2 separate regions of the Homo sapiens genome follow, and region 2 is linked to region 1. A link is a contact called in ENCODE Hi-C or POLR2A ChIA-PET data. All regions are on one chromosome and are shown on one strand. The core of a region is the stretch at or near the end of the contact, and the rest is flanking DNA. Distances in the headings are between cores, read along the strand shown. Region 1 overlaps PDLIM1 (PDZ and LIM domain 1). Region 2 overlaps SORBS1 (sorbin and SH3 domain containing 1).

Evidence for each region. A loop is a pair of places that touch in the nucleus more often than their neighbours do. ChIA-PET counts read pairs that join two places held with the same protein, here RNA polymerase II (POLR2A). Pooled maps may share reads with other maps.
Region 2: a loop to region 1 is called in a map with no recorded cell type, with 5 times the contacts of the local background. The contact joins two enhancer-like sites. A Hi-C loop is called at or near these places in 2 of 37 single-sample maps with no recorded cell type and 8 of 50 pooled maps. POLR2A ChIA-PET finds 5 or more read pairs at or near these places in 3 of 52 experiments (BJ, H1 and activated T-cell).

Annotation. Positions count from the first base shown.
Region 1 is chr10:95,233,012-95,240,479 of GRCh38, forward strand. It overlaps PDLIM1 (PDZ and LIM domain 1), which reads right to left. Exons shown (of 7, transcript NM_020992.4): 6 at 5,557-5,674; 7 at 4,561-5,100. The coding sequence ends at 4,914. Among named protein-coding and RNA genes, the nearest start is that of ACSM6, 43 kb to the left of the region's middle. Within about 2 kb of position 3,405, at least 7 of the 41 ENCODE cell types and tissues checked have a DNase peak (open chromatin) inside an H3K27ac peak, as active enhancers do.
Region 2 is chr10:95,389,582-95,397,049 of GRCh38, forward strand. It overlaps SORBS1 (sorbin and SH3 domain containing 1), which reads right to left. Exons shown (of 33, transcript NM_001034954.3): 14 at 5,420-5,494; 15 at 5,030-5,092. Among named protein-coding and RNA genes, the nearest start is that of PDLIM1, 100 kb to the left of the region's middle. Within about 2 kb of position 2,584, at least 3 of the 41 ENCODE cell types and tissues checked have a DNase peak (open chromatin) inside an H3K27ac peak, as active enhancers do.

The DNA.
Region 1 (7,468 bases), core at 2,155-4,654:
GTCAGCTTGCCACCAAGTGGCTTAGCTGGTGTCTTCAAAAGATAGCACTGTTCAGTTGGTCATTCTTGCTGGAAGGTTGAACATTTGGCAGCCAATAGCTAGATTGGCCTTGAAATAGAAGCCCATCTTACTGCAACCACGTAGAGCCTCTGACAATCATGGATACCCCACCCACGCACCCATTACGCCAACACAGGGGTGCCCAACAACAGGCTGGCTCATGTCCATTGGTTAATTCATTTTGTCAACCTGGTCACTTACTGTCTCTTCCATGGTTTATTCTAATGAGGGTTAACAGAGGTCTATCCACATTCCTCTACTCCAGACCTCCTTGTCCTGATCTTCTCATCTTTACCCTCTGATCAGCCAACCACATCATTCACCACTGTCCATAAGTCCAGGCACATTTATACTGAAGCCACTTCTTTTGCCACACAAAGTAGATCATTAGGAATACTACCGGAAGCTCTGCCCAGTGGGAGGACTTCTTTTCTCCTTACAAAGCCAGCTCAAGAAGTACAGCAGTGCAGCCACCATTTCAGCATGCCCTTACATACCTAGCCAACTCATCCATGAATCAAGTCTGGGCTTCCTCTTCCACCATCTGCTGCTCATACGGGATCCCCCATCAGCCATGGGGAATTGCTAAGGGAGGGGCACAGCAGTAGAAAGAATGAGTATCCAGGCTTCCATGCCCCTACAGCTCACATATTTCCTTCAGCCCTGCTCAAGCCTTCCTCTCATCTCATGAGGGATTGCTCTGGAAGATGCCTGACCTTCTGACCTAATGAGAATGAGAGAACCCAAATCATGATGGGCAGTTCTGCCACCTGATGTCCCATGGTCAGGGGCTTTGTCTCTATCCAAGCTGTGGAAGAATGCCAGGAGTTATTTTATGAAAAGCATAAAGTTCTGTACTGCAGATGGCAGTCTTGTTCTAGAACCCAAGGGGCTTGGGTTTTTATTCTCCCACTGGTGTACCATCTTGAAAACTCTGACATCATAGGGTCTCCTAGATCACATGAACCAAGCACAGAGCCACTTCCACTATAGCCTGCACCTGCTGCAGATCACTTTTCTGCTCTGGGCCAGATCAAAGCTGGCAGCCTTGAAGGGAAACAGAAATCCAAGATGTCTTTGTTTTAAGGTGTGTTTAAAGTTGTGTTGTCCAATACAGTAGCCACTACCCCCATGTGTCTACTGAGCACTTGAAATGTGGCTTGTGACAAATGTTGAAATGATAATACTTTGGATATATAGTATTATATAAAATGTATTATTGGCCGGGCACGGTGGCTCACACCTGTAATGTCAGCACTCTGGGAGGCTGAGGTGGGCTGATCGCTTGAGCCCAGGAGCTCAAGATCACCCTGGACAACATAGCAAAACCCCACCTCTATTAAAAAATATAAAAATTAGCCAGGCACGGCGACTTGTGCCTGTAGTCCCAACTACTCAGGGGACTGAGGTGGGAAGATCACTTGAGACCAGGAGGTCGAGGAAGCCATGATTGTGCCACTGCACTCCAGCCTGGGTGACAGAGCAAGACCTTGTCTCAAAAAATATAAAAAAGAAAGTATTACTGGCCGGGCGTGGTGGCTCACACTTGTAATCCCAGCACTTTGGGAGGCCGAGGTGAGTGGATCACAAGGTCAGGAGTTCGAGACCAGCCTGGCCAACACAGTGAAACCCCTTCTCTACTAAAAATACAAAAATTAGCTAGGCATGGTGGTGCGCGCCTGTAATCCCAGCTACTTGGGAGACTGAGGCAGGCGAATGGCTTGAACCTGGGAGGTGGAGGTTGCAGTGAGCCAAGATTGTGCCACTGCACTCCAGCCTGGACGACAGAGCTAGACTCTGTCTCAAAAAAAAAAAAAGGTATTATTACAATTAATTTTACCTGCTTTTTTTGTCTTTTCACATTGCTACTAGAGAATTTTAAATTACATTCATGCGTTGCATCATACTTCTATTGGACAGCGATGAAGCAGCAATCACCCATTTACAGATTTACCAAGCTTGTGGACTATCTGCCACTAGCAAGGTACTGAGCTGAGTGCCGAGGAGAAAAGGCTGAAAAAGACAAAGGATCAGCTCTCATGCAAGGCTTCTTTCCTTTCACGAGATGAGTGATTAGTGTCTTGTGTGATGCATGCCAAGAAGGTGTCCCCTGGGTATGGAAGCATAGGAGAGTGGCATCCAAGTCATGCTGGGCAGTCAGGAAGCCTGTCTGGAGGAGGAGGTGGCTCAATCTCGAAAGACAACAGAAATTTATTAAATGTTAAAAGTAATCAAGGGGTGCAGGAAGAGCATACCAAGTCAGAGAAAACAGCTTGATCACAGTCTGCATGACTCTGGCTGAGTTTTTCCTCTTCAAGAAATTTTCTGAAAGCTTAGTAATTAAAGATGGCTACAGAGTTAGACTGTTCCTTCCAATCTTTTCATTTTAGAGGAAGCATGAAAGAGAAACAATCAGATAAATATGGTAGGCATGAAGCACAAAAAATAGGCCAAATCTCAAATTGCTCTCAGCAGTAATTTTTTTTTTTTTTTTTTTTTTTTTTTTTGAGACGTAGTCTCACTCTGTCACCCAGGCTGGAGTGCAGTGACACAATCTCAGCTCACTGCAACCTCTACCTCCCAGGTTCAAGTGATTCTCCTGCCTCAGCCTCCAGAGTAGCTGGAACTGCAGGCATGCACCACTATGCCCAGCGAACTTTTGTATTTTTAGTAGAGACAGGGTTTCACCATGTTGGCCAGGCTGGTCTGAAACTCCTTACCTCAAGTGATCCACCCACTTCAGCCTCCCAAAGTGCTGGGATTACAGGCATGGGCCACCACGCCCGGCAGAGCAGTAAATATTTGTATGTGCCAAATACTGGGGGCAAAAGGGAAGGGCTTCTTTGCCACATAACACAACTGGCACTTAGGGGTGGTAATGCTGACATTCTGTTTCATTCAGTCAGGAAATGAACTCCTCATACAGGCTATATTGAATAGTAATAATGGTCACCTGAAGCTGTTGGTGTTTGGCCTCCCCTGGAAGCAAGATATCTGTATGAAAGACCCACACCTAAGAAGTAATACTGACAAATGTCAGACATTTGATTGGCACATTATCTGAGGAGAGGGATTAGAGAAAGTTCTAAGTATCCATGACTCATCTATTCCTTACAATCAAAATCCAAATCATGACTGTTAATGTCTTTGTAAATGAGTCAGACCTGCTGTGGTTCAGAGACTTTTCATTTTATGTTGATTTCTAAGAATTGCATAGTTTAAGCCACCTTGACTTTTATAAGCGTAGAAACAGATGGGGTTTAAAGTAAGAACTCATTAACTGCCAAAAAATAAAAAAAAGAAATCGAGAGCTTTAACATGACATGATTTTCTGCCTGAACAGTTTCAGTTCTGCTTGTTGTGGCACTACAACAGCTCACGTGCATGAACTGTCCATCGTACATTCTGGCTTCAGAGTCTGTGGTATGAAATCCTGGTACTGATTACAATTCTTACTATTAGAGTATGTACCATGTTAGTGCATTCATAATGAAAGGTCATGAACTATTACCAAGGGTGGTGAGCACTGCTCAAGAATAGATGGTTGCTCCTTTGGAGGAAAGAGGGTTGCTTGGAGTACCCTGTCCGCCTCTCATAACAATCACTTAGTCTCAGTGTCTGGAGGGATGGGGGCACCACTGAGCCCATGAGGGATTAGTCACCAGGAGATAAACTGTGGTGACCTCAGATCTTGACTCAGGACTCGTTCTTAGCAGCCAGGGTCCTCAGTCTCCTCTGTGAGGAGGACACAGTGGCCATGTCCTGGGCTCTCTGCTGCTGCTGGACACTTTCCTGAGGTTGCTGCCCTTCATGAAGGGGAGCAGCTGTGATGTCAGCAACCAGCCTGAAGAGGGACTTACTAGGGAATGTTTCCAAGCCAACTGCTAATGCTCCCACCTATTATTTGGGAAGCATTCATTTCCTCAGATAAGCCTCAGAACAGCCCAATGCAAAGAAAACTTGATTTCATTAAAACAGAGCTAGGGGCCGGGCGCGGTGGCTCACGACTGTAATCCCAGCACTTTGGGAGGCCAAGGCGGGCGGATCACGAGGTCAGGAGATCAAGACCATGCTGGCTAATGTGGTGAAACCCCGTCTCTACTAAAAATACAAAAAAATTAGCCGGGCGTGGTGGCAGGTGCCTGTAATCCCAGCTACTCCGGAAGCTGAGGCAGGAGGATGGCGTGAACCCAGGAGGTGGAGCTTGCAGTGAGCCGAGATAGCGCCACTGCACTTCAGCCTGGGCGACATAGCGAGACTCCGTCTCCAAAAACAAAAAAAAAACAGAGCTAGGTATCTTATATTAGCTTTACAGAAAGAGGATTTCAAGCAAGCTTCGAAGAAATGTAAGAACAGAGCTTGTTAAGATGCAAGTTGCGGGGGAAAGGCCAGTAAATCTGAGAGAAACAAGAAACCCAAAACAAGAAGACAGGCCTCAGAAATCTCATCAGGCTTGAGTAGGAAATGGGACACATAATCAGATAACAGACACCACACTGCTTTGTAGTCTATACATTTATTGAGTAAAAACAAAATCAGTGTCAGACACGTTATATTTGATTGGGTTCAAATTTGGCTGATGTCCAAATGCAGCAGAGAAGAACGGTGGGGCGAAGGGACACAGTGTTGCTGACAAGGTGACACTGAACAAAACAGTTTTCCTTTAATTGTAAAAGCGGGCATCGCACAGCTGGTGTGAGTCAATTAACCAAGGCAGGGAGGGGACTCAATGTTTTACAAGCAGAGGGAAAACCAAAGTAAGCAGAGAACTTTCAAGAGAGGAGAGGGCCAGAACACTGAGAGAAAAAGCTGCAGCAGAGGCCTGCTGGAGAACAGTGGTCAGATCTGCTGGCTCACTTGGGGAACACAGTGACCACTTCATAACCCTCAGGTGGTGTGACTCGCTCCCGGGCATGCTTCTCACAGTAGATTTGATCCTCCACAAAGAAATGGCCCTTCTGTTTCAGGTTGGTGCCACAGTCAGTGCACACATAACACTCAGGGTGGCGGTGACGGTCCCGCAGCTTCACAAACACACCACTACAGAAGCAAGGGAGGGAAGGGACTCCATCAGTGACAAGCACCTGCAGGTGGCACCTGAGCAGGTGGCACCATCCTTCCTGAGCAGGGGCCTGGGGCTTCTCCCCAGGAACCCATCACAGGGGAAACCAGGGCCTCCCAACTGGCCTCCAATCATAAGGGACTTGCTTCTCCTTCCCAGGGTCCAGAGACATTTTTCCAAAAACCCCTCCTACTTCAACAGGGCAGCCCTGATTTTTCTCATTTTACATGTTCATAACCTAAGGGCTCCGCAGTGAAGGAAAACCTTCACAACCTGGCTCTGGGACACAGGACCTTTCTGGCCTCTCTGTTGCATTTTTCCAGGAGGGATTTGTCTCCCTCACAAGCAAAATGTGCAACATCCAGCACTTTCCACATTTTCATGGTTTACCCAACCTGCAGGGTCTGCAAAGGCTGTGGGAAGCAGATACTCACACAATCCCAGTGCCACATTTGTCACACATAGGCAACTTCTGAGCATTTCCAATCGACGCAGCCACTTTAGTGACAGGAGCTTTAACACTTCTGAATCCTGAGGGCTTGTTGGGATCCCCTGAAATGAGGAAAACACTGTCATTGGCCAGGAAGGGCAGAATTGCATAAGTATCACTCAGCTCTTCAGAACCACTTATAAATATATGTTCAAGCAAGGCCATGGGAACTGGAGTGACTCTGCTCTGTGATCCTGGGCAAGTAACTTAGCCTCTCTGGTCCCCAGTTTATTTTTCTATAAAATAGGAGATTAACACCTGGCCAAAGAAAAGCCCAAAAAGCCAAGACAATCCTAAGCAAAAACAATAAAGCTGGAAGCATCATGCCACCCAAATTCAAACTATATTACAAGGCTACAGTAATCAAAACGACATGGTACTGGTAGAAGAACAGAGAACAGAGAACCCAGAAACGAGACCACACACCCACAACCATCTGATCTTTGACAAACCTGACAAAAACAAGCAATGAAGAAAGGATTCCCTATTTAATAAATGGTGCTGGGAGACCTGGCTAGCCATATGCAGAAAATTGAAACTGGATCCCTTCTTTACACCATATATAAAAATCAGCTCAAGATGGATTAAAGACTTAAATGTAAAGCCCAAAACTATAAAAACACTACAAGAAAATCTAGGCAATACCATTCAGGACATGGGCATGGGCAAAGATTTCATGATGAAAACCCGAAAAGCAATTGTAACAAAAGCAAAAATTGACAAATGGGATCTAATTAAACTAAAGAGCTTCTGCACAGCAAAAGAAACTATCATCAAAATGAAGAGACAACCCACAGAATGCGAGAAAATTTTTGCAATCTATCCATCTGACAAAGGTCTAATATCCAGCATCTGCAAGGAACTTAAAACAAATTTACAAGAAAAAAATAAGCCGGGCACAGTAGCTCACTTCTGTAATCCCAACACTTTGGGAGGCCGAGGTGGGTGGATCACCTGAGGTCAGGAATTTGAGAATAGCCTGGCCAACATAGCCAAACCCCCTCTCTACTAAAATTACAAAAATTAGCCAGGTGTGGTGGCATGCACCTATAGTTCCAGCTACTCAGGAGGCTGAGGCAAGAGAATCACTTGAACCCAGGAGGCGGAGGTTGCAATGGGCTGAGATTGTGCCACTGCACTCCAGCCTGGGCAACAGAGCGAGACTCCATCTCAATAAAAGAAAAAAATAACCCCATTAAAAAGTGGGCAAAGAACATGAACAGACAGTTTTCAAAAGACATACATGCGGCCAACAAACATGAAAAAAAGCTCGACATCACTGATCATTAGAGAAATACAAATCAAAACCACAATGAGATACCGACTCACGCCAGTCTGAATGGCTATTATTAAAAAGTAAAAAAACAACAGATGCTGGCAAGGTTGTGGAGAAAAAAGAACGCTTTCACACTGTTGGGATGTAAATTAGTTCAAACATTGTGGAAGACAGTGTGGTGAGTCCTCAAAGACCTAGAAGCACAAATACCATTCAGCCCAGCAATCCCATTACTGGATGTATACCCAAAGGAATATAAATCATTCTATCATGAAAATACATGCACTCTTACGTTCATCACAGCACTCACTATTCATGATAGCAAAGACATGGAATCAACCTAAATTCCCATCAATGATAGACTGGATAAAGAAAATGTGGTACGTATACACCAGGGAATACTATGCAGCCATAAAAAGGAACGAGATCTTGTCCTTTGCAGGGACATGGATGGAACTGGAAGCCATTACCCTCAGCAAACTAATGCAGGAACACAAAACCAAATACCACATATTCTCACTTGTAAGTGGGAGCTGAATGATGAGAACAGATGGACACATGGTGGAGGGACAAGACACAC
Region 2 (7,468 bases), core at 1,334-3,833, 160 kb after region 1:
AAAAAGACCAGGATAGGGTGTACAGTAGTTATAGAAGACACAGAGAAAAAAATAGAACTCTGAAGAAGAGAATGAGGTGGGGCAAAAAATAAGTTAAAGGAGAAAGTTTGGGAGAACCATAGGGTTAGAAGAAGACTCACCGTCTTCATCTGCTATCGAACTCCTGGGCCGTGAAGGTGGAAAGGGAGTAACTGCTACCGTTTCTTAACTGTCCCACAGGCCAGTCAATGCCTTTTGCACTTGCTAGGCGGAGATCTCCTGGGAAGCTCTCATTAGGAGAACGACTCAGACTCTCCCCTGGGCAGTACTGGCTGGAGTCTGGGGCAGGAGGCACAGATCCCGGCCAAGCATCTTCACAATAGAATTATTTGCTTGAACTCAAACAAAACAAAGCTATTCTTACAAATCCTGTAAGGCCAGTAGAGAATTATTTTAACTCAACTACAGCTGTGCCTGAGAAGATGCACCTCTTTAAATCCTTGCCTTAGTGCAATCTCTTCTAGGAATGAGGAAGAAGCACTGAGACAGACCATTTTGACACCACAACCTGGGGATGCCTAGAGGTGGTGTCTTGAGTGACATCACCGAGAGGTGGCAGTGGCCACCACCAGCCTGAAGTGGTAGAAGAGGCATCACAAAGCATGGGAAAAAAGCTGGTCTCTGGGGCTTCACCTGGACTCGCCTTCTCACTGACATGGTCCAGGAGGTCCTCACAGGTCACGGAAAGTCAGGAGAAGCCACGGACCATGAAGTAACATACCAGTTATCTGGTTTTGCTGCAAATTCTGAGCCATTATTTGAAAATATTTTCCCTCTTCTTGACATCAAATGTGCCAAGTGAGCCAACATCATTTGGGCGTGTTCAGAGTAGGGGGCGCTAATTCTATAAAATCTGCATTCTCCATTCTCATCCTATATCCATATTCCCAAAACTGCATCTGGCCAATTTTCTTCATCTCTTTTTGGGGGCTGGGAAGAGTGGTATTTCCCCATCCCAGTGGTTCTCAATCCTGTCTGTCAATCACTTGAGGAGTTTTCCTAACTATATATTCTTTTTTTTTTTTTTTTTTTTTTTGAGACAGAGACTCACTCTGTTGCCCATGGTGGAGTGCAGTGGTGCGATCTCGGCTCACTGCAACCTCTGCATCCCAGATTCAAGTGATTCTCTTGCCTCAGCCTCCCAAGTAGCTGGGATTACAGGCGCCTGCCATCACGCCCACTGGCTAATTTTTTTTTTGTATTTTTAGTAAAGACAGGGTTTCACTATGTTGGCCAGGCTGGTCTCGAACTCTTGACCTCAGGTGATCTGCCCACCTCGGCCTCCCAAAGTGCTGAAATTACAGGCATGAGCCACCGTGCTGGGTCCCTAACTATATATTTCCAGGCACCATCTGGGAGGTACTGGCTTAGCAGACTGAGGCAGGACTGACTCAGGGGAAGCTGAATGCCTGCAGTCAGATACCAGAGAGCCTCTGGACAAGAAGGGGACAAGCAAGAACACAGAGTCAGGAAGGGGAAAGGAATCTGCAGGGCAGTATAGCAGCGTTGAGTAAAAGCCTGTGTTAATGGAGCCCCAAACACCTAGGTTTGAATCCTGGTTCTGCTACTTACTGTGTAATCTTGCATATATTACTTAATCTCTCTGAACCTCATACTCCTCATTGATAAAATGAAGAGTTACTTCATGGGGCTGCTGGGAGAATGAAAATGAGATAACAATAGTGATATATTCAGCACAGAAACTTGTATGTGGCAAGGGCTCAATTAATGACAGCCACATAGTCACTGAGGTGGTGGTTATGTCATTATAAGACTATTATTATTAATAGGATTACCACTCTGGGCTGCTGAGATGTTGGCCACCACACTGCTGTTCCTTAAAGCAGCAGGGAAGAAAGTGGGGGACTGCATTTCTGAAGCTGTTTCTGCACAGTTTGCCCCCTCCCTTCTGCTAACATCTCTTCCATCCCGTAGACAGCAGTCTCCAAGATTACAAAATGATTAAAAGTGACTGCCCCTTCTTGGAATTTCCAAAGTTTTCTTTTTTTAAAAAGAACATTTTAACCCTCATTGACTGAGACATGATAACTCTATTTATAGTCTAAAAGTCTGGCCAAAAGTTTGCTTTTTCACTGTAGCTGGGGGAAAAAAGAAGGTTGCTAAGCCAGCATAAACAAACTTTCACACAGTCCCTTACTATTGAGGAGGATCAGCTTTGAGAGCTTTAGAAATGTCTTTTTTATACTGTATAAACAACTAGAATTTAGACAGAGATGGCAGCCCTTAGGCTAGGCTTTGATAGGTTTATTACAAATAATTCTAGTTCCAAATTCTGAATTAAAACCAAACAAAAAAACCCAGCAGTAAAAACAAACTTCTCCCCAGGAGAGAGACTCTGGAATGATGGCTCAGATTTCTCAGTAACGCTGTTTCTTAATGCACATTAACATCTGTGGGTAGAGCCTCCACTTGGTGCTGATCTGTCTTGAATGCCTTTCTTTGAAAGGCATACATCTTTCCTATGTTAAGAAGGATGTGCATAGAGCGCAGGGCCACCTATCGGGGAGCACAGAGCTGGAGCAGCACCACGGACAGGGCTGATGAGGCCCTGCTGGAGCTCACAGACAACATGAAAACCACAAATCAAGGATCAAGAAATCCAGAGACTCTCTTGAAATGGTTTAAAAAAAAAAAAAAAAAAACCTCAAAACCAAAAACCCTGTGATTATTTTAAATGATCTAGCTCAAATGTTTCCATCACTTGTAAGAAGCCTTGATCTAATTGAATACATCAGTGATCTATGCCCGGATATGTCATCTAGGCAGGAGTGGGGGCGTGAGATGGAATTTACCCTATTTTTAAAAGATCTCCAGGGAGGATGTCTTTTTAGAAACTTGTGTTAAAGTCTAATCATCTTTGCTATTAATTTTTTTATATCCAACCTAATTTTTTCCTTTTTATTCTTTAAGACTATTTCTTCCTTTCGGTCTCTGAAAATAAAAAAATAGTAAGGTTTGCTTCTAAATTATATGTGATAAGTTATCATGACATCCCTTACTGTTTATGCCTCTATGCAAAATAAATCCAGTTCCCCATATGCTGGACTTGATGCATGCCAAAAATCAGACGTGATCGTCAGCAGGGGTTGCTAGGTATGGTGGCTGATGACACAGGAGCTCTGGCTGTGCGGCCATGAAACCCTGTCTTTGGACCAACAGCCAAGCTGACTGTGGAAGCTGTGGGTGCTGCCTGTGGCAGGCCTAAGGCAGTCTTCCAGTCTGATGGGAGCCACTGTTCCTCTCCACAGGATTTCTTCAAGTGGGCCTTCCTTTGCCTGTGTCCGTGGGATACTGTGCCTTCTGCATGCTCTGTGCTTGTTGCCTTGAAGGAAACTCTTATCTTACGAGTTTGGCTGGGTTTGCAAGTCTAAATAAAGCACAAATCGAAAATTGCAACTAGTCAAAATTACTCTGAAAAAACTCCCTAACTCAACTCAGTCAGTTGTTTCTTCACCAATGCTTTTGTGTGGTAATCAGTATCATGAGACAGAAAGACTGCGCTCTCTACACCAAATAGACTCTTCTTGGCCTTGAGGAAGACACTGATCAGAATTAAATTATCAGCTTTTAGTTCTGTAAGTCTGGGTTTGTTTGGTAGACCTTTCTTTTCATTCAAAATAGGCCCCAGGTATGAAATGGTTGGAAACCAATTACTGGGGCATATGAGAGACCAAAAATGGCCTATGGTATTTTAACTGTATCCAACACATCCCAGTGTGTCATCTCATATATGACTGATCAGTAAGAGTTTGGTGAATGATTGAATGAACAACTTTACCAATGATGAGAAGGGCTGAGAGGGATGGTCTGCTGAGCAGATTAGAGTAGAGAAGCATCAAGATGGTGGCACTGGCATTCATCCCTAAGAAAGAACTCTGGCTCCACAGTCCAAAGCCTTCATCATCGCTGTTTTCCAGGTATTGCTGAGGGCCCACTGTGTGCCGGCAAGGTTTTCTGTGGCGTTCTGGACACACGCTCTCACAACTGCCCCCACACTGGACTCAGTCAGCTGAAGTGACCTTGCTGAACTCTCTGCCAGATGGGAACTTCTGAGGATGGGGTACATGTCCTATTCATGGCATTACTTCCAACGACAGTGCCTGGCACACAGCAAGTGTTCAATACTACTTGAATGAATGAAGTTCAGAGCACTCAACATCTCATCCTAGAACAGTATTTAACAAAACTTCCTCCTCCATACCGTATCTATTCACCCTCATCTGGATTACTCATCCAAAGATCAGATAATCCCTGCTATTAGGATAATTCTCAAGATGTTGCCCCTAACTCACATTTTAGAAACTTCCTTGACATTTAGACTTTTTCCCCAGAAATAATATTTCTTAGACACAAATGTGACTGTCTTCCCCAGCAGGTACAAATTCCTATCCAGCTCTTTCATTAAATGTTTTCCAGCTTAGCTAAAACCCTTATTTTCAAGAAATGTCATCTCCCACTATGACTGAATCTTATACCTGGATACCTCTTTAGGAATTCCCTACCAAAGAGAGATACCCTGAGGGCCCATGAAAAGAGTTAGTTGCAGGCATGAGAACTGGGTAATTTTCCTGTTGACGGTTACAGATCTACCTCCTGCCCACCCGCTATAATGACTCAGCTTCCCTGAGTCACTGCTCAACCACCAGCATCAGGTGACCACCTCAGGTACAAAGCCTTGGGTAGTTGGGTAAAGGCAGCTTTGACCAGAGCCCCACATGTTCAAAACATTGTAACTAAGCTAACACTGGCTACCCCGTTAATCATGTAAACCCTAGGGGAATAGGACTAAAATACCATCTGGATAGACTCCGGTGATACAGTCAGCAAGGAGTGAGACACCACCACAAAACACAAGGTTAGAGGGAAGCAAATGACTGGGAAACAGCCCTTAGCCACCAGGAAAAACCCCAAGGTAAAAAAGAAAGTAGCAGCACCAGTACGGAGAGGCACACAATTTTCCTTTAATTACCTTCAGATTTAGGACTAGGAGTAGATGCAGGAAACTGGTAGGTGGGAGTGTAAGGATTGTCCTCTGTAGCAGAGAAAAGCAGTGGATTTTGAAACTATCCACCAGGAAGTAGAGGAAGTGACAAATCCCAATTGACTCTTTCGAATGACTGATTACCTATTTTAGTGTTATTAAAGCACACAGGCATCACACTTAAAAATAGATTAATGAATTAGAAAGGATTTAGTTATTTTAACATAGCACATCATGCAAATGAGTGAAATAAAATTTTCACCAGCCAAAAATGACTATGAAAATAAAATCTAAAAGCCCAAATCTTATGCCTACAATGGAACTATAAGAATTAATTTAAAGCTCGGACAACAGATATGCTGTCTAAGTTTATGGTACCTTCGGAAGTTTGCTGGATTTCAGGAAGTTCAGGGAATTTGTACGTAGGGAAATAAGGGTTTTCTTCAGGAGTGTCTAGGCAGAGGAGCAGGTTTGGGAGAGAGAATAGAGGAAGATACAAATGGAGAGAATAAACGAGTAGGAATCCACATACAATTTAGGCTCCTTGAATTCTGGAACATACTAAGCTTCACTAGTGATATGAAAGAAATTCAAACTGCTTTTAAAAATCCAGTCCTTTTGCCTGAATTACCGAGACACATAGAAAGAGACAATACCATTACTCTTCTTGGACAAAGAATTGCCATGAACAGGCTCCAATGGGCAAGAAACATTTAACATAAAGCATCAGGTTTTTACTTTTGATAGGCAAGAAATATTAAGTATGATAATAAATAGTATGTAATAAACATGCTATCCTAACATGATTTTTTTAAATCAAAGCTTGTATTGTGGACATTCAGCAAACAAGTAGATCATTAATTTTTCAAATACCTCTGCCTACCATTAAGGCAGGTAGTTTTGTTTAGCACCTACAATTTAGATTAAGAACTATAACATGAGAACACCAAAGCTGCCTGTGGGGCAAAATTACATATTTTGCACATTTACATGCATTAATGTCTCTGCAGTTAGGCTTCCAAAGCTGGGTCTAAAGGTGAGAGTCACAGATTGCAAGACGAAATGGGCAGTGACTTCAGGAAGTGATGAGTGGAGATGACCCCATCTGATCACAGAAATCCAAGCATTTAGTTTCACCACTGTGACCACGCTCATCCACCCAACCACAGCGGATTTACTCTTCATTGGAAATGCTAAACGCCTCAATATTTAGAGCACTTCGATATTTAGAAACAGTTTGAACAGGGGCACACCCAGGTTCACTTTGAACCCAGCAGGAGTTAATTAACAGTGATGTTAGCTGGCATCCGCAGCTCATCAGAGAGATTGCACTTAGGTGGGAACACTGACCAGAACACTTTCTCTTTGCCTTCATGTGTCATCCATGACAGGCAGCCAGACTGGATGTGGGTAAGGGGAAGGGCAGGATGCTCTGCCTGTGGGAGAAGTGGTACCCTTCCCACAGTGCAGCTGCATCCCGCCTATCAGCTGACTGGCGGCACAGGCAGCGATGGGAGCCGGTGGGGTCATGTCCTGCCCAAGCACTGGCCTGCGGTTCTCCATGCTGGGTCACCTGCTGATAGCCCAGCCGGCATCTGATTTGGAAGTGCTGCTCTTTCAGCTTGAGCGGGCTTTGGTGTGTCAGCTCCTGACTGACTCTCAGGGCTACCTGCCAAGGGCTGGCTCTCAGCTGGGGCAGATTATTGTTCGTATTAACACAGCCTGAGAGGCGTACTATGCATTCTACTTCACAAGGCCAAATGTGTTCTCCTTTAGACCTGTGACATTCTCCGGAGGAAAGGAAGCAGAACAAACACAGAAAGGTACATGATTGGTCCAAGGTTACCCGAGTGCTTGGGGGACTCAATCCAGGTGAGAACATTTTTTTTTTTTTTTGAGACAGAGTTTCACTCTTGTTGCCCAAGCTGGAGTGCAATGGCGCAATCTTGGCTCACCGCAACCTCCGCCTCCCGGGTTCAAGTGATTCTCCTGCCTCAGCCTCCAAGTAGCTGGGATTACAGGCATGTGGCACCACGCCCAGCTAATTTTGTATTTTTAGTAGAGATGGGGTTTCTCCACATTGGTCAGGCTGGTCTCGAACTCCTAACTTCAGGTGATCCACCCGCCTCAGCCTCCCAAAGTCCTGGGATTACAGGCTTGAGCCACCGCGCCCGGCCAGAGAACAGTGTTCTTAATTCCCAGTTCAGTGCATTCTCAACTCACTCTGCCCACAAGGCAGTCATGGGCTGACACAGGGAGATGTACCTAAAGCTGGAAGCAGGTGGGTGATGGAGCTGCTCACATCCCAGGCAGACAGATGCTGGAGCACAGGCAGAGTGCTGGGCTCAGCCTGCTGCATTCCACATCTGGGAGGAAGGATTTGAGAGCAGATCTCAAATTCCACCTCTGAGGCAGGCACACAAGTGC